Regions from separate parts of the Mus musculus genome. Here region 1 is linked to region 2. The links are chromatin loops, found by intact Hi-C in ENCODE. Cell type or tissue: heart. All regions are shown on one strand. Each heading gives the region's core, and the rest is flanking DNA. Links, peaks and the distances in the headings are about the cores only.

Evidence for each region. Peaks named below come from ENCODE experiments on the same cell type or tissue, not always from the same donor. Only the 100,000 strongest peaks of a DNase experiment are listed, where the experiment ranks them.
Region 1: it touches region 2 in a loop (4-fold over the local background); 34 of 42 quality-filtered maps call a loop at or near these places.

The regions. Positions count from the first base shown.
Region 1 is chr10:43,895,161-43,907,073 of GRCm38, reverse strand. Qrsl1 (glutaminyl-tRNA synthase (glutamine-hydrolyzing)-like 1) reads left to right here and starts at 5,338. Exons shown (of 11, transcript NM_001081054.2): 1 at 5,338-5,460; 2 at 10,906-11,065; 3 at 11,542-11,640. The coding sequence starts at 5,437. It overlaps Rtn4ip1 (reticulon 4 interacting protein 1), which reads right to left and starts at 5,267. Exons shown (of 9, transcript NM_130892.5): 1 at 4,538-5,267. The coding sequence starts at 4,811. In heart, for the core only: no CTCF peak of the experiment used is centred there; a DNase peak (open chromatin) is centred at 5,343; H3K4me3 peaks cover 2,340 bases; H3K27ac peaks cover 2,036 bases.
Region 2 is chr10:43,569,743-43,581,655 of GRCm38, reverse strand. Cd24a (CD24a antigen) reads right to left here and starts at 2,487. Exons shown (of 2, transcript NM_009846.2): 1 at 2,334-2,487. The coding sequence starts at 2,402. In heart, for the core only: a CTCF peak has its summit at 6,556 (motif pointing left); no DNase peak of the experiment used is centred there.

The sequences.
Region 1 (11,913 bases), core at 3,921-6,420, 330 kb before region 2:
CAATTGCATTAAACTTTGGGGTGGGGGACGGGGATGGAAGCATTGGTTAGGTTTTTTTTTATTTTTGAGACAGTCTTACTATATAGCCTTGGGTTGACCTGGACTTGCTATGTAGACCAAGCAAGCCTCACAGAGATCTGTCCGCCTCTGCCTCCCCAGTGTTAGCATTAAAGGCATGTGGTACTACATGCAAACCCACATCTTGTTTGTAAGGATATTTATACTGATAACAGATAAGTAAAACTGAAACCATTATTTTGGTTCAAATAAATTAACTACTCTATCTGCAATAATTATCCCGAGTAACAGCTGTGCCTAGCTATTCCAGTGGAGTTCTGAAAGCTAAAGGAAGGCCCTTGAAAATATTTAATGCTGTTTTCAAGTAAGATCAAAATCAGCTAAGGAAAATTCTAAACAAAGTATGTATAACAACACAGACCGTGGCAGAAGAAAGAAATAATACTAATGATAAAGTCATAGATTGTGTGAATGATCTGGTACAAGAAAACAGAAATGCAGGAGAGCACAGGTGCCCCCAGAGAAGGGGAAAGGATGGGATTAGGATGACAAGCAGAAAGCTGGCCCTAGAGGGACAGTGACAACCAGTCTACACAGCACAAGGAAAGGTGGATACGGACAAAGGCTGGCAGGTGGGTACTCTGCACAAGTTGTTTTACTAATTAAAAAAAAAAAATCAAGTCATATGGGAAAAAAATGAAAGTGCTAGAAAATAGTGCTAGAAAAATTTAAGCTGCTGGTCCTTACACCAGCATTCCACATTTGCCATCTGGCTAGCTTAGAGCCCCACTCCATCACAGAACATAACAGAGACTCACAAAGACATAGGCTCTTTTCCCTGCCTTGTATTTATTTCCCTCTATTAAGGCATAGCAATTTACTCACTGAAACCCTCTGTGGTTTGGACAACAGAAGTGGACACTCAGCCTTGTCACTACTTAGTTGTAAACTTGCAAGAAGGTTCCATCCCTTTCTGAGGTCCCAAGCCAACAATTCAGGTTGTTTGCAACAGTTTTCTTAATAACCCTAATATGCTATATACCAAGAGTAGCTAGGCCTAGCTAGCCATGAGAAATGGAACCTGTTTGGTGGCAAAATGGGGTTTAAACTTGTCTTGCCAGCAGTGGGTGGTGGCACATGCACACCTGGAATCTTAGTGCTTACAGAAGACAGGCAAGAAGGTCAGGAGTTCAAGACCGTCCACTGCTACAGCGTCTGAGCCAGTCCGCCACAGGGACTCTAAACACGAAAAATAAAAGGGCCTCTCCCTGGCAGGGTATAACTTGTACAGCACTGGGCTAAGTTAGAAAATCCCCAAGGTTCCCTTAATTTTAGAGATTTTAATCCCATTAAAGAAATCAAAATGTGCCAGGCAGTGGTGGCGCACACCTTTAATCCCAGCACTTGGGAGGCAGAGGCAGGTGAATTTCTAAGTTCCAGGACAGCCATGGCTATATAGAGAAAACCTGTCTTGACCCACCCTCCCCCCTAAAAACCAAAATGTGTTATGCATAATGTTGGCTATATTATTTTAAAATTATTCATTGATTTTGCCATTTCTGTGATTTGTTGTTTTATGTCTAACAGTAGTGGCTATTTGTCTGAAAATAATCTTTATCTGTCATAATAGATGTGTCTCTTGTTTTCTTCTCAAGGGAAATAATTTTCTACTCAAATATCTCCCAAAGCTACCATTTTAAGGTATCTTCTACAACAGTAATACTGTCTCAAAACGCAGCCGTGAGCTGAAAGATAGCTTGCAAAAGTATTACCCAGGCAAGTAGTAAGACACCAGATCGTCCCAAAAATCCTCAATAAAAGTAAAATGTGCTACAGTATTACATAAAACAGTAGCCAAGAAACATCTGAACATGGTCTCTCTACTGAAATAAAACTGTACACACCACAAATTGTATATGCACATCTTATAAAACAGATTTACCTTTAAGCCCAATGTAAAAATAAGAAAATTTATAATGAAGTAAAATCATATGCAGCTAGGAGTAGCAATCTACACAAGGCTACAGGGGAGAGTTGAAATACCCCCAGCACTGAAAAAAAAGTTAAAGTAGACAGTGAAGGAAAGATATTTTCAATGTATTATAATTGTTGTTGTTATTTTGGTTTTGGGAGACACTTTAATGGCCCAGCCCTAGATGGCTTTGAGCTCCCTGCTAGTGTTTTTTCTGCTGTTCTGTGAGAGTAGCTAGGCCAACCTCAGACTTGCAGTGTAGCAAAGTATGACCTTGGCCTTCCAATCCTCCTGTTCTATTCTGCAGTGCCAGAACTGCAGGTGTGCACTGACACACCCTGCTTCTGCAGTGTTGGAGCTCAAACCAGGGCTCCGGTCTGGCAGCTATCACCTGAACTATCCCCCAGTTTCAGGAGTTTTCCAGATACAAACATTTTAAGACTCCAAATCTTTCTCTAAATTTCTTCTGAAGAAATGCTACTAGTCCTTATCTACCAGATAAAGAGAAAGAAAGTGATTTCAGGAATACTTTACTCAAATATCCACAGTATTATCAAGATAGCATGCAATTAATATAGAATTCTTGGCTTTTGTTTTATGGTTGTTTGTTGCTGTCAATGCCGGAGATCTTGCCCACGGCCTTACATGGCTATACAAAGGAATTTCTATTACTGAGCCATACCTCTGTCCCTGATAAAAATCTGACTAAGATATATCTAACTCTTTTCTCTCTTACTAAGTATTTGAAGTCTAGTGTATTTTACAGTGACTGCACTTTCAGTTCAGACCAGGAACATGCGCTTCTCAAAGCCATACGTGGCTCACTGGCCGCTATCCTCACCAACATAGCTCTAGGAAGTCACTAAATGTGCTAAATGCAACATTCAAAAGTAGAGACCCAGAGGCTCTCCAGGTCTGGTATGCCTGCAATCTGAACAATGTGTCTTTAAAAAGCATCTTCTTTTCCAAGTCTTTATGGGGCAACCTTTCCATCATTATTTCAAGTAACAGTGTAACAGTGTAACAGAAGACAGAACCATGTATGAAAATCCAGATGTCGTAAAAGGCATCAAAGAGATGTACTGAAGTGTAAAACAATGCTAACTTGTCTCAATTTCCTGGATTATTTTGGAAAATTATTTTTACAACTTATTAAATTGTATTTATTTAGGGCATAGCAAAATGTGGCACAGGCAACTTTCCATGGTGATTTCTCTCCTTCTACCATGCAAGTCACAGGGACTGAACCTGGGTCTTTGGGCTTGACAGCAAGTGCCTTTCCCCACTGGGCCATCTCACTGACATACACAGTTCTTCTATCCCAGAAACCTCTTTGGAATTAAATCCTGTGCTATATCAATCACTGCCCTACACTAAGTCATACATGAGCACTCCTGCTGAGGCACTGAAGGCCACTGTAGGCCCCCACACAAGCCCTTCAGAACACTGACCCAGGGTTAAACATGGCAGCTTCCTTAACCACTAGGTAGTTAACTTCCTGTGAATTGGTCATCTCAGAACATATTCATCTTCAGAAGACACACGTGAGTTCCCATAAGCGAGACTGACAATATTTTTGCCAGTTTTTTCCAGAATTAAAGTAATTTATAAATACAAATCAATTTGTTCACCACTATAATAGAACCACAGTATAGAATATAAGAATACATTTAAGGAATGCTCTCCCCAAGCTGTTCAATATGACCCAGCAAGAGAAATTAGGATAACATTATCCCAGCTTCAGCGGGTGTATAACAAGAAAACACATTTAAGCTGGAGGTGGGGAGTGGGGAATGGGGATATGAGAAATGACGAGGATGCTGTGCCCCTATCAGGAGTTCTGCTCTGTTGCTTGGTACACTGGGCCTATAACAGAAGCTGTGAACCGTGGGACAGCAAGAAGGATACAGGAATTACATAGACCCAGACTCTGAACTGATGGGGAAACATAGCCAAACTCTGGAGCCTGTGCTGGACCCTAAAATTACCACAGAGCAAATTAACTGTAGATATCACTTCTCGGTCCCAACTCATATGTGAAAGGAAACAAACACATTTAATAAAAGATTAAAGTATACCTTAGCAGTTGTGACAACAAAACGTCGTAAATATTTGCAGGGATAGTATCAGAAACCAGATGGCTCTGCCTATAGTGGTGCTTGCTACCAAGCCTGGTGGTCAGTTTAATGCCCGGAGCCTACCTGGTAGAAGGAAGAAACTCACTCCCACAAGATGTCCTTTGACCTCCACTTGGGCCCTGTTCCACACACCCAAACACAAAATAAATACATGTAATAAGAAACCTAAATGACTCCCTCACGCCAACCTAAATGTAGTCTATTAACTAGGTGTGGTCTACACCTGCTAAATCCCAGGCCTGGAGAGGCAGAGCAGGAGGGCGGCAGAGTGGAGACTAGTCAGTGGTATACAATGAATTGGAGGCCAGCCTGGGCTAGACAACGACCCCTTGTTTCAAAAGAAAAACAACAAAACACCTGTGTGCCCAGTGAATTTTGATTTAAAACCAAACAAACCCGGACAACTTACTTCTCATATTAACATCTATAGGATTTACACTGGCAGCGTGGACTTTGATAATGACTTCATTTGGATAGTGTATGATAGGTAACATCATGTTCTGGGTGAATCGAAGGACTTCATTCTTTCCATATTTATCTATCACCCAAGCGGGCATGACAGTGCTCCTCGCAGACGTAGTACTAATGCCTCTAAATGGTGGCTTTGGGATAACTGTCCTTCTCCAGAAGCAGGCGGCGGCACAAGCACTTCTTCTAAGTACACAGGTCTTCAAAACGCCCATCCTGAGCAGGGATGGAGAACGTTTCCTCGAAAAAAAGAAAAGAAAAAAAGAAAAAGAAAAAAGAAAGGAGGAGCGGGGGTGGGGGGTGCGACGGTGGAGAGAAAGGACCTGAAGCAGGTCAAACTAACACATTTCAATTCAGCCAAAATCTGCCAAACCCACAGGTCAATTAAGCGAGGGGGAGCTTTCAGAAGCAAACTCAACCTAAAGCCGCGACGGAATTAAAATAGAATTGCTACTGTGCTCCCCACGTCAGAAATGTCCCAGTTGGCGTCCAGTCAGTACACTGGCCATTCCTTCCTTACGCTCTCCTTCCCCTTAAGGAAAAAAAAGCAAGCAAGCAGGGAGTCCTCAGAGGGACAAGCAAACAAGGCTAGCAATTCCTAGGTCAGGCGGATTCCTGACACGACCCCGGCCGCGGTCTCCTTGCCTGTCCGCGCGCCTCCGGTCGCCGGCGCGCGAGCCAATCGTGTGCAGAGATCATTTCCGCCGCCCGGAACTCGACCAATCCAGGCGCTCGTTGTTAAAGAGGAGCCAAGATGTCTGCGCCCATGTAACGCCGGTGGCAGAGATTGACTCCTTCCTCTGTTCCGGGACCCGGTGCTACCGGCTGACTCCGAGGGCTATGCTGGGCCGGACTCTCCGAGAAGTGAGTGGACATGGCCAGGAGGGGACCAGGGAGGGCTGAGACACTGGAGGACTCGGAAGTTCAAGGTCGCCCCGGGTCACGCCGCACGGCACGCCCCCCCCCCCCGACCGCCTACATTCCTGAGTGGGAAGTGGGATTCGAACCTAAGCTCTTACCGTACACGCTGAGTCAATCCCCTAGAGTCAGAACGTCAAAAAGTTTGAACCCCTGAGCCGTGGAGTGGAACGACAGTCAACCCGCGCGATTAGGGAGAGGTTTCTCAGACAAGCCATCTCAGTCCCGTCGCTGCTGTGCTCGCTTAGGGACGGGGCGGTTTTGTAGCATGCACATTTGAAACAAACAAAAAAATTGGTGGCTTAAAAAAAAAAACAAAAAAAAACTAGGATTTCTACCACATCGTGTTTGAACATCTACTTAAGCTGTAGGTCGCAACCACAAATGTAGGAGAAAATGTGACAGCAGTTTTGAAAGGGAAGGAGGAGTGTTCCTGAGACAGTGGGCAAAGTTAATTCAAAAATCAAACTGTGAGTTGTGAGTTCAAGGTGTTTCTGACCGCACCCAGCGGTGCTTCCTCACGACTCTCTGCAGCAGGGTATGTGTGCACTGCCCAGCAAATGCTGCCGGAAACATCTCAACTCAGAATCGAGAGTATTGTTTATTAAGATTTAACATATGAGCAACTTTTCTAAACTTGTAGAAACATAATTATTTAATTTCAGAAAGCAAAACCTTTTAATATTTTACTAAATCGTTTTTCAGCTTGTCATACCCTAAGTGTGAAATGCGTGCATCTTTGGGATTTGTTGCTTTAAGGTGCTTGATTCTAAAAATGGCTGAGTTATTGACTTGAGTCTCATTCAAAAATCACTAAATAAGTTTTGATGTGAGATTATTCAGCTTTTTCCCAATATGGCGCTAAACATGCTCCTACAATTTTGTACAACATATTTATGCAAAGTGGTGTTCTCAGCACTGATATATCAAATCAAAATATTGGTAAACTGAAAAAAAATGAAAAACGTTGAGGAAACCTACAGCCAGGATTTAATTCTTTATTTAAAAATAAGCAAGTCTATGCATTTATTGGTATGCAGGTTTACTTTCATCTTTAATAGTAGAATTATGTACACCAAATAATTTTGTAAATATCTATATTTATTTATTTATTTATCTATTGTATATGGGTCTTTTGACTGCATGTATGTCTGCACACCAGAAGAGTGTATCAGATCCCATGTCACTACAGTCTTAAGTGGTTGAGAGCTGCCTTATGGGTGCTGGGATTTGAACTCAGGGCCTGTGGAAGAGCAGCCAGTGCTCTTAGCTGCTGAGGCACTACTCTAGACTCCATAGAATGGTTCTAAAATCAAATCCTTTATGATTTAGCAATTAATGCCTTGTATACCTACTTTGTATCTCAGTATACCTGTGCTTTGCAAAGCTTGTCTAGCACAAAAGGATTGTGAGTAGAAAAAGCTTCAGAAGCCCTGCCCAGGCTCGTATCTGTGAGGGCCTTCTGGAGGGCTCTTCCAAATGCCCAGAACACTCTAAACAAAGCAGAGGTGTCATTGCCCAAGCCAGAACAAAACCGGGAAGCACACCGTTACCCGTGGGTCTGTACACTGCCCTTCACTCTCCCTGTCCATCAACTCACTAAGCCCTCTAGTCTGTTCTCTTGAGATACCGTCCCACCTTAAGTCTTAGTCTTGCTTCAATATGGCTCGCCTGCCTTTGTTTGGGGCCAAACTCTCTTCAAGCTTTACAACAGTCTGCTCACCCACTCAGAATCACCTGGGGCCTTAGTTAACCTTCAGCTGGTTACCACACTAGACTCAATTAGAAAGATCTGTGTGATTAAAGCCTAGAGTGTATGGCTTAATGGGGTCTCTGGGTAGATCCTGGTACCTTAGTATTGAGTACCTATCCTGCCTACCGCTTCCCTCTCCCTTTTGTGTCTCCATTTGAGAGTCTTTTCTTTTTCAGCTGGCACCATTTCAGTGATATATAGATATTATGTTAACATATGTGTATATGTACATATACACATGTGCATATACATTAAATTAACATATCTGTATATAAATATGTGTGTATGTATATATAAACATATATGCATATATGCTAATATATTTGTATATAATATATAAGAAAGGTGACATATATGTTAAATATATATAAATGCTAATTTATAAAATTACAATTACCGTACATTGTATGTGAGATATATATAAAATCTTACATAGTATGTGGCATATCAGATAGAGTCAAGTCAAGTTAACAACTGGGAAGAGCCATCACACATATACTGTTAGTGAAAAATCAAATTTGTTCCTTTTTTTTTCTTTTTTGAGTTAGACTCTTGTTCTGTAGCCCAAGCTAGCCTTACTAAGTTTGTTCTCTATAAGGAGTGGGGAATCCATTTCCTCGAGGTTGACACTGGTGTCCTTGCTGCATTGCTGGCTGTGTGCAGAGCAAAGGAGGGAAAGGAGGAGCAGATGTGGAATGGCTGCAACCAAGAGTTGGGAGGGTTTAGGTTATGGAAAATGGCTACAACCAAGTAAGGTCAGGGAATGGAGAGCCAGCTAGCATTCCGCATCAACTTGAGGAGGCTTTTGGTTGCTTTGATTTGATTTGTTTTGAGACAGGGTCTCCTGTAGCCCAGGCTGGTCCAATACTTACTCTCCAGTTGAGGTTGTCCTTAAATTTCAGGTACTCTTGCTTGCACCTCCCAGTGCTAGGATTGCAGGCATGAGCCATCAACTAGCTGTGAACCTGAAGCAGGACGATGACAACAGCAGCAGTAGTCACAAAGGTGGCAGTGAACTAGGTGCTGAGACCACCAGCCGTGAAAGGCGGTGCCAGGCAGACTGGAGCCTCACAGGAGGAAAAGGGGAGAGTGTCTCCCAGAAGATGTGTTTCAGATGACCTTCAGAGAGAAGGGGAAAGAGACAAGGAGACCAAGAGAGCGCATGCCCACCCCTCCTTCCCCACGGACTCTAGTACGGGATAGATAGGATAGATAGGTCCGAGCAAAACCAGGAGCCCACTACCATTAGCAGGGAAGTTCCAGGAGAGAACGCTTTTTAGTGAAAATGTTTTAAGTTATATTTAGATGTGGCATGGCTGTTCTGTCCCAGGAGGGCTGTCCAATTTGCATCTCATACTCCATGCCCAGGCCATTCCATCTAATTAGCATCTTTGTCTCACTTCTCTTTCCAATTCCCTTACTGATTTCTCAAATTGAGAGTTCCTAAAAATGGCCCTAAGGAAGGGCAGCACTACTGCAGGTAAGTGGCCTGGGCACCGGCCCCACCCACTGTGACTGCCCTGCCCGTCACTAAGTCAGACAGCAGCTTGACATCTCAGACGGCCAGCCAAGGCAGGCACGATCTTCACTGGTACAGCTTTGCCTTGGGATGGACCTGCCTATATACCCTCATTGGTTGGTTTACTTGTCTCATTAGTGCATGAACAGCTAGGCTTTATTAACTTTCTTGGATAAATGAAGAATCTGAACTCACTGGGGTTGAGTGTGTGCTTGTTCTAGGGCTTTGCTGTCCTCTCTTCCCTTCTCCATAGTTTTAGAGCACACTGTTCTCTCCCATGGCTCCCCAGCTCCTTACTTCTGAAGCATTGCATTTGCTATAAAGATGCAACAGACAGCTCTTGTCGCTGAATTTCTTCCCTAAGGTACGCCTAACTGCCCATCCCATCCCAGGACCCCTCTTGCAACCTCCCCATGAAAGGTCTTTCTTCTTGTTCATGAGCATCAGAGGCCTCTCCAAAACCTCTTCTCCATACTGTTCAAGCAACTCTCAGCCCTAGGAATGTCTTTGCCTTGATCGTATGTTTAGGAGCCAAAAGCAGGTCATTTGTGGACTCTTCCCCTAACTGCAAACACCTTTAGCTTTATACTTGTAAAAGATGTAAGGACACAGTAAACAGGGGGACTGACACTTCCACAGGAATAGACACGGAAGTGGAAAGGAGAGTATATTATGAAGACACCCTATCCTGTATTGTGTGGCTTTACACAAATGACAGCCTCTGAGCTTCAGTTTCTTCATTTGTCCAAGAAAGGTAATAATGCCTAACTGTTGGTGCACCAATGAGACAAAGCCACAGTACCTGTGGCCTGGGAAATACTCATTAAGTTCTACTCCTTTCCAGACCCCCTGCCCCCAGGATCACATAGCAGGTGGGTAGTGAAGGTGTCTTTGCACATTATGTACAAAGAAAGCTTAGTATCATTTTTGCTTTATTGCTTGTCCTTTTCTAACCAGCAAGTACCTATTATTACTTCCAGAAGCTCGTGCCAAATAATGCCAGATAATGCTTATTTCCTCTCAGGGCTCACTGCTAACCAGAAGGTACTTACTGGTCACTTCTCAGGCTTTCTGTTTTGTTTGGCTTTGGGGGGTTTGGAGAGAATTGTTTTGTTTTTCAAGACAGGGTTTCTCTGTGTAGCCCTGGCTGTACTGGACTCACTCTGTAGACCAGGCTGGCCTTGAACTCACAGAGATCGACCTGCCTCTGCCTCCCAAGTGCTAGAATTAAAGTCATGCACTAACATGCCAGCTTTCTCATGCATTTTTTTAATGGTGTGATTTTATTTTTAAGTGTGTGTATGTATGTATTGGTGTGTGTGTATATACAGAAGGACACATGTGCTCATGAGCATGTCTGTCTGCATCTATATGTGCGTATGTTCATGTGAGTGCAGGTGCGCAGGGGAACAGCGGCATCGGCTTCCCCTGACTTGGAGTTACAGGTGATTGTGAGCCGCATGTATGGGTGCTGGGCCAAGTGAGTCTTCTGCAAGAGACTTAATTCTTGGGCTATCTCTGCAACTCTACTTCTCGTGCATTTTAGCCCTTTATCCACCAGCTTTCTTAATGCATAAAAAAGACAGAAAGTCTGAGTTTATAAACGATACTATGTATGTATGTATGTATGCATATCATATGTATGTGCACTTTTTCTTAACACCCGGTATGTTTTATCTGAAATCCTCAGTAGATACAAAGACTGGGCACTTCATTTTCACTGGGTGCTTCCTTTTCGCTGGGCACTCCTTGGGTTACAGAAGCTACTTCCAGAACCTAGTCTCCCTGCCCATCCTGTACCCAGGCTGCCCTCAACTGCCTCAGGTCTGTGCGCGCTCACCTAAACGGTTGCTGTTGCTCGCCCAACCCTGCTTAGGAACAAAAGTAGTGGAGGGAGAGGAGGATTGTGCCCACCGTTCCCTTCCTCTGTGCTCAGTGCTGCCCTTTGCTCTCTGCCCTGTCTGAGCGTAGGCTGTGCGTGGTCTCTAGAATTTGACCCAGGCCTCACCTCTACATTGTGTCTGTTGCTTGCAGCTCCCTTGGTACAAGATTTGGACTTTTACAGAGTTGGACTCTGTACAGAATCTATAAAAGTGTTTTTTAATTATCCACACTGTAGGTTTCTGCGGCACTGAAGCAGGGCCAGGTTACACCAACAGAGCTCTGCAAGAACTGTCTCTCCCTCATCAAGAAAACCAAGTATCTAAATGCTTACATTACTGTATCAGAAGAGGTCGCTTTAAAGCAAGCTGAAGAATCAGAGAAAAGATACAAGCAAGGTAAATGTAAATTATGTCCAATTGTACTTCACTGATCGGTCTCAAGAGATGTGTCTTTCAGTAAGTAAAGCTTTAAACTCAAAACAATCCCTCTTGGTTAAAGAACTTGTCCTGAGCTGTTTAGTGTAAGTGCTATGCAGTGCCTATCTGTAATAATTTCCGGTATAAACTTGATTTCTGAAGCTTCTTTCCAAAAAAAGTGGCACTCTCTTGCACTGTGTGTGTGTGTGTGTGTGTGTGTGTGTGTGTGTTCATCTGTGTGTGTATGTGGTGCCCTCATGGGTCAACTCTCCACCCTAAGGCCAGTAAGCCAGAGTGACCATCCTGTCCTCCCCTCTCACTGCACTGCGGTTACAGGCAGGCATATGTCATGTGGCCATGCTGGGATCTCAACACAGGATATGCTGTGCTAGCACTCCAACATACTGAGCCATCTTTCCACCCCTCCCCCACCCCCCTTTGGCTTTTAAATGCAGGTCAGTCTCTTGGAGATTTAGATGGAATTCCTGTTGCTGTGAAAGACAACTTTAGCACAACTGGCATTGAGACAACATGTGCATCAAATATGTTAAAAGGTAAAGTCTGATTACAACATTGATATAAAGATGGGTGGTTTTGACACTTAAAGATAAAATACAGATGCTTTAAGATAACCAGAGCTTAATTACAACCTTGTGGGAAGCACTGAGAAAAGACTACTGCCTCTTCAGTGCTTGCTCATTACATACAGACTCTGTAGGCGATGGCCAGCCACATCAGTGAGTACTGCTTGCAAAGTGTAGGAGCCTTGTCAGGAGGGCTTGGTCCTGGCAGGCATTATTCCGCCTGAGGACACTGAGAGCCCATCA
Region 2 (11,913 bases), core at 5,274-7,773:
CCAAGAATTGTGGCATACACCTTTAATCTTGGCACTCAGGAGGAAGCAGAGGCAGGCAGGTCTCTCTAAATTCTAGTCAACAACAACAACAAAAACCCAGCCCAGTCAGCAGTTCATAGTGGGGCTTATCTCAAAACCAATCAAAACAGGGGGAGGGAGGCGTAGGGGCCGTGTGTCTGCATGGTGACTTGCGTGGTGACTGAGATCTAAGAGTTTGCTGGACCACACAGCCTGGCCTGATATGCTGAGTCTCTGGCTTCACACAGCCTGCTTTAAGGAAGTATCTTAACATTTAAAACTGAAAAGGACATTGGGTATCCTATCTGCTCATTTGAAATCTTGAAATTATAACCCTTCCCAAAACCTGAAAAAAAAAATGTCTCAAATTGAAAACTGGGAGCTGGCCACCCTAGGGATGTCGCTCAGGGGCCAGGCTTCACTGCCAGCGCCAGAGGTTAGCAGCAACAGTGATTAATTTAATCTGCATTTCAAATAAATATCGGAGACTCCTTGCTCTGCGGCAGAAGGATTTCAGTTAAAACATCCTCCCTTTCACATAAGGCGGGGTTTGGAGTTAAATTTCACCAGCTCATTGCCTGGTGACTGACTAGACGCTGTGACCGAAACCAAGGCTTTCCCTGTGTCCCAGCAACCTAGTGGCACATTCACCGCTGCTTTTGCAAGCCGTGAAATGCACAGTCCGGCGAGGCACGTGATACTCTCCTTTGTCATGGAACAAAGGCTGATCCGAGTTTTTAGCCCTCACTGAAAGGAGGGTTTGCCAGGGCTTGCTAGAGCTTCCGATTACAAGCAAGAGAGAGGGCGACGTGGCACCCAGCAAAGAATCTAGCCACACGTACTTTCGGCGGCCCCTTGATAAGCCCTCCCACATCAGCACCTTTTGTTCTACAGGCGTAAGGTCATTAACCAAATATTGACTGAAGAAATGTGCAAATTGTGTCCAAAGTAGATTAGCCACACCTGATCCAGTCAATTATACTTACTGGGTGCCTACTGTGTGTAAGAGAGCTTGTCCTATCGGGAAGTGGCATTCACACAAAAAGGAAAACATTAATATGCTAAGTTGTTTAAAACAGGGAGCCTGTCTTAGGGGTACCGGAAAGTAACCGCTCTTCATTTATACAAAGAGCTTTTAGTACAGCAGGTGACAAAAAAACTAAATAATAATAATAATGATGATGAAAAAGGAGCCCAATGTTCAGTCTGAGTCTAGAGGTCCTCTCTAACACCATCAACAAAATTTTACGTTAATTATTAAATTGGCATTAAACAGTTTTTCTCCACCAATCTCCCTTGATTTGTTTAACCAACACCTCCCTCTCAACATTTCGGGGGGGGGGGGCGCCCTGGGGAGAAGGGAATCTGAGTGAGACCAACCAGTTTCACGATGCCCAGCCCCTCCTAGATGGGGGATCGGGTGAACTGAGAAAGGCCCCGGGGCACAGTCAACCCGCAGCGAGAAGACAATGGGGTATAGTTACCCTGCCTGAGAAGGGGAAGACGAAGCGCGCCTCAAGCTCTTGGGCTGCTCTCCCAGGTGAGCCCGGACCCTGGATCTCTAGGGACCAAAAATCCGGCGCTCCCAACTTTTCAGGGGCAAAAAGCCCTAGGGACATCCCTAAGCGAACCAACCGCAGTGAAAAGCTACAGTCGGATTCTCTGAGTCCCGTCCCAGTCTCTCAGGCTCAGCTCCAGGTCTCATTCTGGGCGCGGCGCCTTCACCCTAACGCAGCTAGAGCAGCGCCACCCATGGCGTTGGGGGGCAAGATCTGTACCCGGGACAAATCTAAGAGAGGAAGCGTCTGTGGACTAGGACAAAGCCTGACGGAGAATCGGGACACTACAGTCCTGCCCTCCGTCTCTATAATGCCCGGGGATTCTAGGTTGGGATGGGGCTCCTAAGGTGGCCAGGGATGGAGGTGTGGGGTCGCACCGCGAGAGTTTGTGCAGTCGGGAGGTCCCTAACTAAGCTTCAAGACCTGTGGGAGATAAAGCCACAACCAGGGCTTCCTGGGTGATCTCCAAACCAGTTTGGACGGTGGAGGATGGGCGTGTGCCACGCTCCCCCGAAGGGGACCGTTCCCTCTCTTTGTGTGGTTCGCAGGGAGCGCGAAGACCTTCCGTGAGAAGGGAAGGGGGCGCTCTCTCGAGGGAATCCACACCACGAGTTCCCCAAGTCAGTTACACAAAATTCTCCCCCTACCCCAGTGCCTGGCCGGAGGCAAAGACTTTGCCCCTCCTACGCGCGCGCGAACACACACACACAAGCCCCAGGACGCGTCTCCAGTGCCCAATCGAGAACAGGGTCTCACCTGCGTGGGTAGGAGCAGTGCCAGAAGCAGCAACCCCAGCCCTAGCCTGGCCACCATCGCTCTGCCCATGTCCGCTCCGTCGGCGCGCGGCGCGACTCTCTAGATGTTCGGTAAGTGGAGATCTGCTAAGCTCGCGCGGGCGCAGGCAAGGTGGGGAGCGCGGCCGGCCGGCGGGACCTTATATACCGGGACAGCCACAATAGCCGTGACGTGCGGCGCCCGCCCACCCGTGCTCTCCTCCTCCCCCGCCGCCTCCCCGCCCCCACCCCCACCCTCCTGTGCGGCTCTCACGGCCCCTCCCCCGCCGCCTGCACCGGCCCGGGGTGACTTGGGATGTCCCGGGGCGGCCAGCGCGGCAGGTGGGCGGGCGCCCCGGGCTCTGGCACAGCTAGGGTTTCCCCGGGCAGGCTGCATGCACAGGCGCAGGCGACTCCCACACGGGACCTGGGGCGAGCACACGAACCACACACGCCGGCCGGCCCAAGTTTCCTTTGTTTCCCCGGCCCTGCCATCTTACCCCCCAACACGAAAAGTCGAAGCCGCGGGCGCCGCGCAGACTGCGCGGAGCTCAGGGCTGGTTTTTGTCAAGTGCCGGCTGCAAGGGGGAACGGGACAGGCTTGGCAGGTCCCCGGGCCGTGGTGCGCGGGGTTGGCGAGGAGGAGACCGGGCGTCGCCACGCACTGTCCCTTGGCGGCTGCACGGCAGGGATCGCCAGGATCCCGGGCCCCAGCCGTGAGTATGCTCGGCTGGGCGGCCGCCCCTGGCTGCTTGCTTTGTGTTTTGAGTTCCTCTAGTGCTGCATCAAGCATCGCGCACCCGGCCATACCCGGGAGCATCCAACCGGACCTAGGCAACAGCCAGCTGCGCTCGGCCACGGGGCGGGACATTGCGAGGGACTGGGTTTCGGTCCCAGTATTCTCCACGTTTCTGGGGACGTGCTTGTTCTGCCTCTGTGGCACAGTACTTGCTCAGCGTTCGAACGCTTTCTTATTCAAGCCATTTCCACCCATAGTTGCCTTTAAGTAATTTGACAAACCGATTCAGAAAGATTAGTCATCCGTCTGTACATTTTAGTGGAATCTTTCTTTCGACCTTCTTTTGTGAAAACTTCAAAGCAAACTTTAAAACAACTTAGTGGTAGAATATTTTCTAATCTTTAATCACAGGGTTTAGGACCTTCCTATTTAAAGTTTAGCCCACGTGTTTTACAGACCTTAAAGCAAAACAAAGCAAACCTAGCAACGGTGGAAATTTGTTTAAATTTCAATTTTTGCAGAACAGCCTCGTAAAAACAAAGTTTTATGGCAGCAAGCTGACAATGGACTCCACAGTCGTTGGTTTGTGGCTGCCTGAGCCTTACCAAGTCAGCCACAACCGCTCAGTAACTTTCCACGTGTGAGGTGTGCTTGGGCGCACAGGAATTTTTGTATAGCGCCAGTGAACTTTCTGTTTAACAGTTAGCACACTGTATAGAAAGGTCGTTCTGTGCCCAGCAACGGCGGCGCTCCTCTCCCAGGGTGGCGCAAGGACTGACTCAATAGCGCCTAACCCCAAGGGCGCCGTCTTCAGAGTTTCTTCAGGACAACAGGCTATGGGGCTACTCCTGGAGTTATTCCTGGCTTCCATTTGGTTTGGGGGTTTTGTTTTGTTTTGTGCCCTAGGCTTGTTTTTTCTGCCCCTCAGTTCTCCATTCTTGCCCCTCCTTCCTCCAACTTGATCTCTCTCCCCTCCCTCTCGGTATTAGTTTAAGGAAATGTGTTGGTGCCGTAGTTAACAACACAGCCTCTGGAGCCAGGTATCGGCCCAAATGCTATGAGACATTCTTTTTTTTTTTTTTTTTTTTTTTTTTTCTTTTTTACTTTGGACAAAAAGCTGGGGCTGCTTCTTCTGTAAAACGCAGGTGATGGTGACACTGTAACCGATGTGTTATTAAGCAATTAATGTACACCAGCTGTGATAGTGCATGCCTGGAAACCAAGCTCTAAGAAGGCACAGGCGGGAAGATCACTCACTGCAAGTTCCAGGCCAGCCTGGTCTACATGAGCAAGTTCCAGGCTATCCAAGGTTACGAAGCAAGGCCCTATCTCAAAAGCAAACACAAAAGACTGCTGTGTCTGTTGCGCGCTCCAGTGCCTAGCTCTTAGCTCTCTCCCTTGGCATTTGCTCCTTGGCTGGAGGGAACAGGAAACAGAAAGCAGTTACCTTCCCCGTTTACCTCTCTGTGTGATTTGAAAGAAACAGCGAGCTGAGCCGCAGGCTCGCTCCTATGTGGTGTTTTGTTCCGTTCTCCACCTGTGCAGAATCTCCCGGGGAACGGACCGATTCTGTGTTTGCAGGATGTTGGCCATTCTGTGCCCAGAAGGGGGTGTCCTGACCTATGACCCCTGAAGCCTCAAGTGTAAGAGCCCCGCTCTGAGCTGGCTGCTGGTGAGCTGTCCTGCTCCTCCAGCTTTCCACGGTTCGCTTTTCTCTTAGGCAACAAGAGCTCAAGCTGCCACTAGAAGGAATCTTAACGTTAACCCCAGTTCTTCTTTAGAACATGACCAATTTACACTTTCTGGAGAAGCTGTAGCATGGAGTGGTTTTGAAACTGATTGTTCATGTATTAATATGTGTGTGAACGGTGGTAACTAGTAAGGTCAGTTTTCTCTGGTTTTCATGGAATTGCCTATGACGTGCTTTCTGGTTGCTGTTTGACAATCGCTGTGTATCTTGGGCTGGCCTTGAACTCGGATTCCTCCTGCCTCAGCCTCCAGAACGCTGGGGAAATCACCGCATTCTGGACATTTTGGATGTTGGTCCTGTCCTGGGTAAGACTGTAATGGCAGGGCATACAGTTCCTCTGTGCTCAACGGAGAGGAAGGCTGGCCACCAGACAGGTGCAGCACTCAAGAGACTCTGGGTCCAGCCTGTTCTGCCCGTTCCTAGGATCCTGTCTGACTTCTCGTGAGCATCCCCACCTCCCAACGCCTAGAGTACAACGCCTGTCTGGTGGACCCACATGCAAAGGATAAGGCCCTAACTGAACTAATTCCAACATTTAGCAGAGTGCTGGCTCACAGGACACAGCAAGCTGCCTCTGCTGTTGCCGTGGGCATTATGTTATGCTGTGGCTCTTTAAATCATACTCCTTTTCCCCCAGCAGCATCTTTGCATATCTTTGTGTTTCTTTTTTCCTTTCCTCTCCTTGCCCATTTACTTATTTACTTACTTGCTTTCTTACTTTTATCATTGGGGGAGGAGGAGGGGGGTCTACATGTGCCACAGCACACATGTGACAGTCAGAGGACTGTGTTGTCTTGCTACCAAGTGGATTGCAGAATTCAGACTCAAGTCATCGGGCTGTCTTCCTGTTAAGCCATCTGTGTGGCTGTGTGGCCCGAAATGCCCGCCCTCACATGGTGTTTTGTGTGTGGGTCTGTGAGGTTGACAGCGCATCCGTATTGTTTTTTATTCTGAAATAAAACAGAGATGTTAAGAAATCTGGCCCCAGCCGCAGAACCAGTTATGATACCACCTCTGAAGTTACAAAGCTTCCTGACCCAGGTTTCCAGTCCTTTCTGCTTTGCTGAAAAAAAACAAAACAAAAACAAAACAAAACAAAAAAACAGGAGTCAGGGCGGAGGATGTAGCTCAGTACTACAACTGGCCTAGCGTGTACAAGGCCCTGGGTTCAATCCCCAGTACGTGGGAGTGAGGGCAGGAATGCAGAGACTATGTCCACCCCATGTCCTCTCCTCCTGGCACTCAGTATTGGATAAATGGACTAACATTAAAGTATATGGTTAACCTGCATTTTGATTTTTAAAAGATAAGTCTTATTTTTAGGAAAATAGAAGATTAAATACAGAGCTAAATTATTTGACATTTTTAGCAAAATGGATGTGAAGTGAGATATTAATACAATAAAGTATACTTTCTGGGCTTTGCTGTGTAAACAGTGCCTGAAATAATCACATTTAATTAAAATCCCCTTCTACTTAATGATGCTGGTTTTACAATACTTCTTTCTTTCCTGTTTCTATGCTGCCCTGCACTTAGCTGGCATTCAGTTCTTCAGTTTGTCTTGGTCTTTTAGGCAAGCTTTGTTCCTCTCTTTCACCAGCCCCAAGCCTGGAGGCGGGGAAGTGACAAAGTGGGTTAGTATTCTTGCTAATGTGGTCCAAAGTCCCTGCTGAAGGCGTCTCCTGGACACTCTATGGGGATGTGCTGCCCTCTGCTGGCCACATGGATTATTAACGCTCATTGTCAAAATAATAAGTAGATTTAGACAGAGATGATATATTTTTCATCTAACAAAAAGCCCTGAATTTTGTTTTTAAAAAAAAATCCTGAATTTTTGATCCTCTGGAAGCTAATAAGCCACAGTGAGTTTCTTTTAGAGTTATGGGGTTTTTTCTCCTATAGCTTTTTTTTTTTTTCAATTTCTCCCAGATGGTCAGCTTCACCCAACAAGAAAACAGCTGTAAATAGAAACAGTCCAGACTATGTTTAGATGCAAACTGAGTAAGGTGGCCCATGCTGAAGTGTCCCTGTGTGGAAGTTGCTACTGTTTAAGGGAATTAAATAAAAAGAAGGCACCCTCTTAATGCCTTTGGTCAAACTGTGAGTTCAGAGTTTTAGGAAGTGTTGTCCTGCAGGGATATGAGAAAACGCTTTTAGATCTGTAGGAAAGGATGCATCTATTGGTGTTAATACAGCATGTCTCCCTCTGCCAATTCTAATGCTAAATTTAGTCCAAAGATATATTTGTACAGCCTGGTGGGGGCACACCCTTTAATCCCAGCACTTGGGAGGCAGAGGCGGGTGGATCTGAGTTGGAGGCCAGCCTGGTCAGCAGAATGAGTTCCAGGACAGCCAGGGCTACACAGAGAAACTCTGTCTCAAAACATCAACTATAATAAAACTGACTTGTACAGAGTAATGTGCAATAATTAGTTGCTGTTTGGTAACAGGCTGAAAAACACTTAACTATCCAAAAACCGAGACCTAGTTAGAGAAATTAACATATCTATACTATTAAATAATATAAAGTCACTAAAGAGTGCAAAAGGACATTATATTCTTTATATATTATATGTATTATGTGTATATATGCTATATGTGTATGTATATGTATGTGTGTTACGTGAAGATATCACTATGGTAAATTCTTAACCTATTTTATTTTTACATGCATTTATTTATTTGTTGGGCAAGGGGACATGCGGATGCAGAGAAGAGCTTACAGGAGTCAGGTCTTTTTCCAGGGGGATCAAACTCATGGCCATCGGGCCTGCAGCAAGCACCCCAGTGATGGACTCTAGACGACCCTGTTTACCCATGGAGTTCAGCTTGTTTGGCCAGTTACTCCTGGACATGGGGTCTGCCCTGGAGTGCATATTTTATTATTTTATGTGAATGGGTGTTATCTGCATGCATGTCTATGCATGACACAGGTGCAGTGCCCAAGGAAGCCAGCGGATACCAAACCCCACAGAGCTGGAGATGGCTGTGAGCCTGGGTCCTCTGGAAGAGCAGCCAGTGCTCGTAACTGCTAAGCCACCTCTGCACCCACAACATTTTCTTTTCCTTTTTCTTCTTCTTTTTCTTTTTCTGTTTTAAACAGGGTCTCGTGTACTCTGGCTTTGACATAGCTAAAGAGACCTTAAACTTTGATTGTTTGTTTTGTTTTTTGAGTGAGATTTTTCTCTATGTATCCCGACTTTCCTGGAACTCAGTACGTAGTCCAGTCTGGCCTTGAACTCACAGAAATACTCCTTCCTCTGCCTCTCAAGTGTTAGAAATAAAGGCATTCACCACCATTTTCAGCTCATGATAAATTAGTAAGTTAAAAAAAGTAAGATCAGCACACGCCTTTAATCCCAGCACTCGGGAGGCAGAGGCAGGCGGATTTCTGAGTATGCAGATAGAGTACTCATAAGGTAAATAAAAAAATAAATCTTGTTTTTTTAAAAAGTAAGATCTGGAGTTGAAGAGATGATTCAGTGGTTCAGATTGCCGGCTGCTCTTCCAGAGGACCCAGGTTCAATTTGCAGCACCTACTTGGTAGCTTACAAGCTTCTGTTACTCCAGGTCTTGGGCCTCTGACACCTTCTCACCATCTCCATGGGCACTAAGCATACATAGACAAAGTATATACAGACAAAACACCCATACATATCAAAAAAAAAAGTTTTTAAACCTTGGAAGTACCAGAGTGTTATTCCAGGCCTCAGAAGACTGAGGCAGAAGGAATACCATGACCTCAGTGCCAGAATGGGCTACAGACAGAATGCAGGAGTTCATTAGCCAGACAACCATTCTGAAATGGCATGGTTCAGAGCCAGTCTATGGATCACGGGAATAAATAATAAGATAAAGAGTAATAGAGGGGGCTGGTGAGATGGCTCAGTGGGTAAGAGCACCTGACTGCTCTTCCAAAGGTCCAGAGTTCAAATCCCAGCAACCACATGGTGGCTCACAACCATCCATAACAAGATCTGACTCCCTCTTCTGGTGTGTCTGAAGACAGCTACAGTGAACTTACATATAATAAATAAATCTTTAAAAAAAAAAAAAAAAAAAAAGAGTAATAGAGGAAGAAGATACCTAACCTATAGCCTCTCCAAAACTGGTATAAACAGATAGACATACAAACTCAAAAGAAGGAAAATTTATGTTGTGGGTTTCCCTGGTGCTGTTTGTGTTCTGATGTTAATTCTGCTTCTGCAAAAGGGGCTACCCCAACAAGGAATGGATCATGTACTCACGTGATTTCATGTAAACCTTCTCCCCATTTTAACTGGTCAAATGAAGGCTAGAGCCTGTGATTGGGCAATGGAAGGGAAAGGTGGGGTTGAAGGTTCTAGAGAGTCGGGAAAGAGTAGAAAATGAGAGAGGAAGAAGACAGAGAAGAAAAGAGGTTTAAAAAAAAAGAAAGCCAGGTGTGGTGGCGCACGCCTTTAATCCCAGCACTTGGGAGGCAGAGGCAGGCAGATTTCTGAGTTCGAGGCCAGCCTGGGGGTCTACAAAGTGAGTTCCAGGACAGCCAGGGCTACACAGAGAAACCCTGTCTCGGAAAAAAAAAAAAAAAAAAAAGACCACGTGGCCTAGAGAACCCACAAACAACAAGAGATCTCACAGCTGGGGAATAGATTAGTGTAGTGGTAAATCTGCCCAATCCAGGCATATAGCTTATAAACATTAAAACTAAGTTGTGTGGTTTTGCATGGGCATATTGGGGTTAGAGATTTACTATAACAAATTGGTGCCCAATGTGGGGCTTAGAACCCAACTAACCTTAGATAAAAGTCCACTGCACTCACCCCAACCCCTGAATAAATGACTGGGACAACGATCTCTGGCTACAACAATATACAGATTAAAAGCTGAGTGGGTCTGAGGGGTCTACAGAGAGCTACAGAGAGGCTCCCTCTCCAACCCCCAGACAGACAGCTACAGCCAGGGACATCACCCCAGCCTGGAGCTGGAACTTGAGAAGTGCCAGTGTGGGGTTCCCTGAGCCTAGGGAGGGATGGGACCCTGGAGCACAACTTTGTGTCAGAGTGAGATGATTGAGGCATCTATGCCCCAGGGAGACTTTGCATGCTCATTCCCCATATCCCCCAGTCTACACCAGGACATGGGCCAGCCAGACCCACTCTCCAGACTGTTTGTGCTGCAGGCTGCCTGAGATTAGTGCACATGATGCCAGTTGCAACTCAAACAAAAGACAGAGAGCAGGCTCAGAAGTACAGAAGCCAAGGATCTTTCTACGGTCAGCCCCTCCCTGTGAAAAAAAAAAAAAAAAGAAGGAGAGAACTACAGTGTCCTAACTCAAACAGCAAAGGGAGACAAAGGTACAAAAGACTCCAGGTCAGATAATAAAAATTATAAGTTGATAATAAAGATATAAAGATATATATATATATATATATATATATATATATACACACGCGCACACACACACATACATATATGATACTTAAAGATGAAGAACACAATAAATACCTTTGGGGCTTTATGTGATGATATTTTGAAAAGTTCAACAGAGTGGATTTAAAGGAAATAGACATGTTGTCACTTACCATTACTACAATATTTATTCTCTTGATTTATTCTCAAAAGACAAGGCCTTACATGCCTTAAAAAGGGGATTAGAGGGCTGGAGAGATGGCTCAGCAGTTAAGAGCACTGACTGCTCTTCCGAAGGGCCTGAGTTCAAATCCCAGCAACCACGTGGTGGCTTACAACCATCCGTAATGAGATCTGACACCCTCTTCTGGTCTGGTGTGTGTCTGAAGACAGCTACAATGTACTTACATAAAATAAATAAATAAATCTTTTTTTTAAAAAAAAGAATGTATACATTTTTTAAAAAGGGATTAGAGGAAACACTGGGATTAGATAGAAAATAGATTAGTGTAATAGTAAATCTGCCCAATCTAGACATACAGCTTATAAATATTATAACTAAGTTACATGGTTTTGCATGGGCTTATTGGGGTTGGAGATTTACAATAACATTTTTTAAAAATAGGAGCCATGGTGGAGATACAATTCAGTTGGTAGAATGCTTGTCTAGCATAAAAGAAGTCCTGGATTCAAGTCATCAAAATGGATACAGCTAGACTAGTGGGGCAGGCCTCACTCAACAAATCCCAACACTTGGGAGGCAGAGGCAAGCAGATATCCAGGGTTCAAGGCCAGCCTGGTCTACTTAGCAGGTTTCAGGCCAACCAGTGACTTGGCGAGACCCTGCTGAAAAGGGGAGAACATAAAAACAAAATTCATAGCAATGAGTACACTACAGTACATCAAAGAAAACATCTTCCCAAAGAGACATCAATGCTGTTGGTGGTCCTTGCCTCTGGTGAGAATTGGGGGCCAGAGTGCAGGAATGACATTTCCTTGTAAACCAGCTGTTTCATTACTTAGTCACAAAACACAAAATAATTTGAATAAATTAACAAGCAGTCGAGTCTGTGACCTTGGTCTCCCCAACTCACACAAAGCACATTTAGAGGAAGCCAACTTTCTCTTCCCTGTGGCCTCAGGATTTCGTTCCCAGCATGCCTAGGGAGCTCTCCATCCATCTGTCACCCAGGGACTTTTAGACAGAAATTCTAGCTTCTCCTCACTTCACGCATCTGTGATTATGTTCCCTCAAGTACAGATGTCTGTCTGTGTCTGTGTGTCTCTCTGTCTCTGTCTCTATCTCTCTGTCTTTCTCGAACGCACACACGCAACGTTTATGGTAAAAAAAAATTTAAGAAAAAAATCAGGGAACTGAGGTATAGAAAGAGAGCTCCCAAGCCGGGCGTGGTGGCACACGCCTTTAATCCCAGCACTCGGGAGGGAAGCAGAGGCAGGCGGATTTCTGAGTTCGAGGCCAGCCTGGGGGTCTACAAAGTGAGTTCCAGGACAGCCAGGGCTACACAGAGAAACCCTGTCTCAAAAAAAACAAACAAGAAAGAAAGAAAGAAAGAAAGAAAGAAAGAAAGAAAGAAAGAAAGAAAGAAAGAAAGAAAGAAAGAAAGAAAGCGAGCTCCCCTGGCAAATATCAGGTGCCACACGTTGTTCTCCCTGCACTTTCTA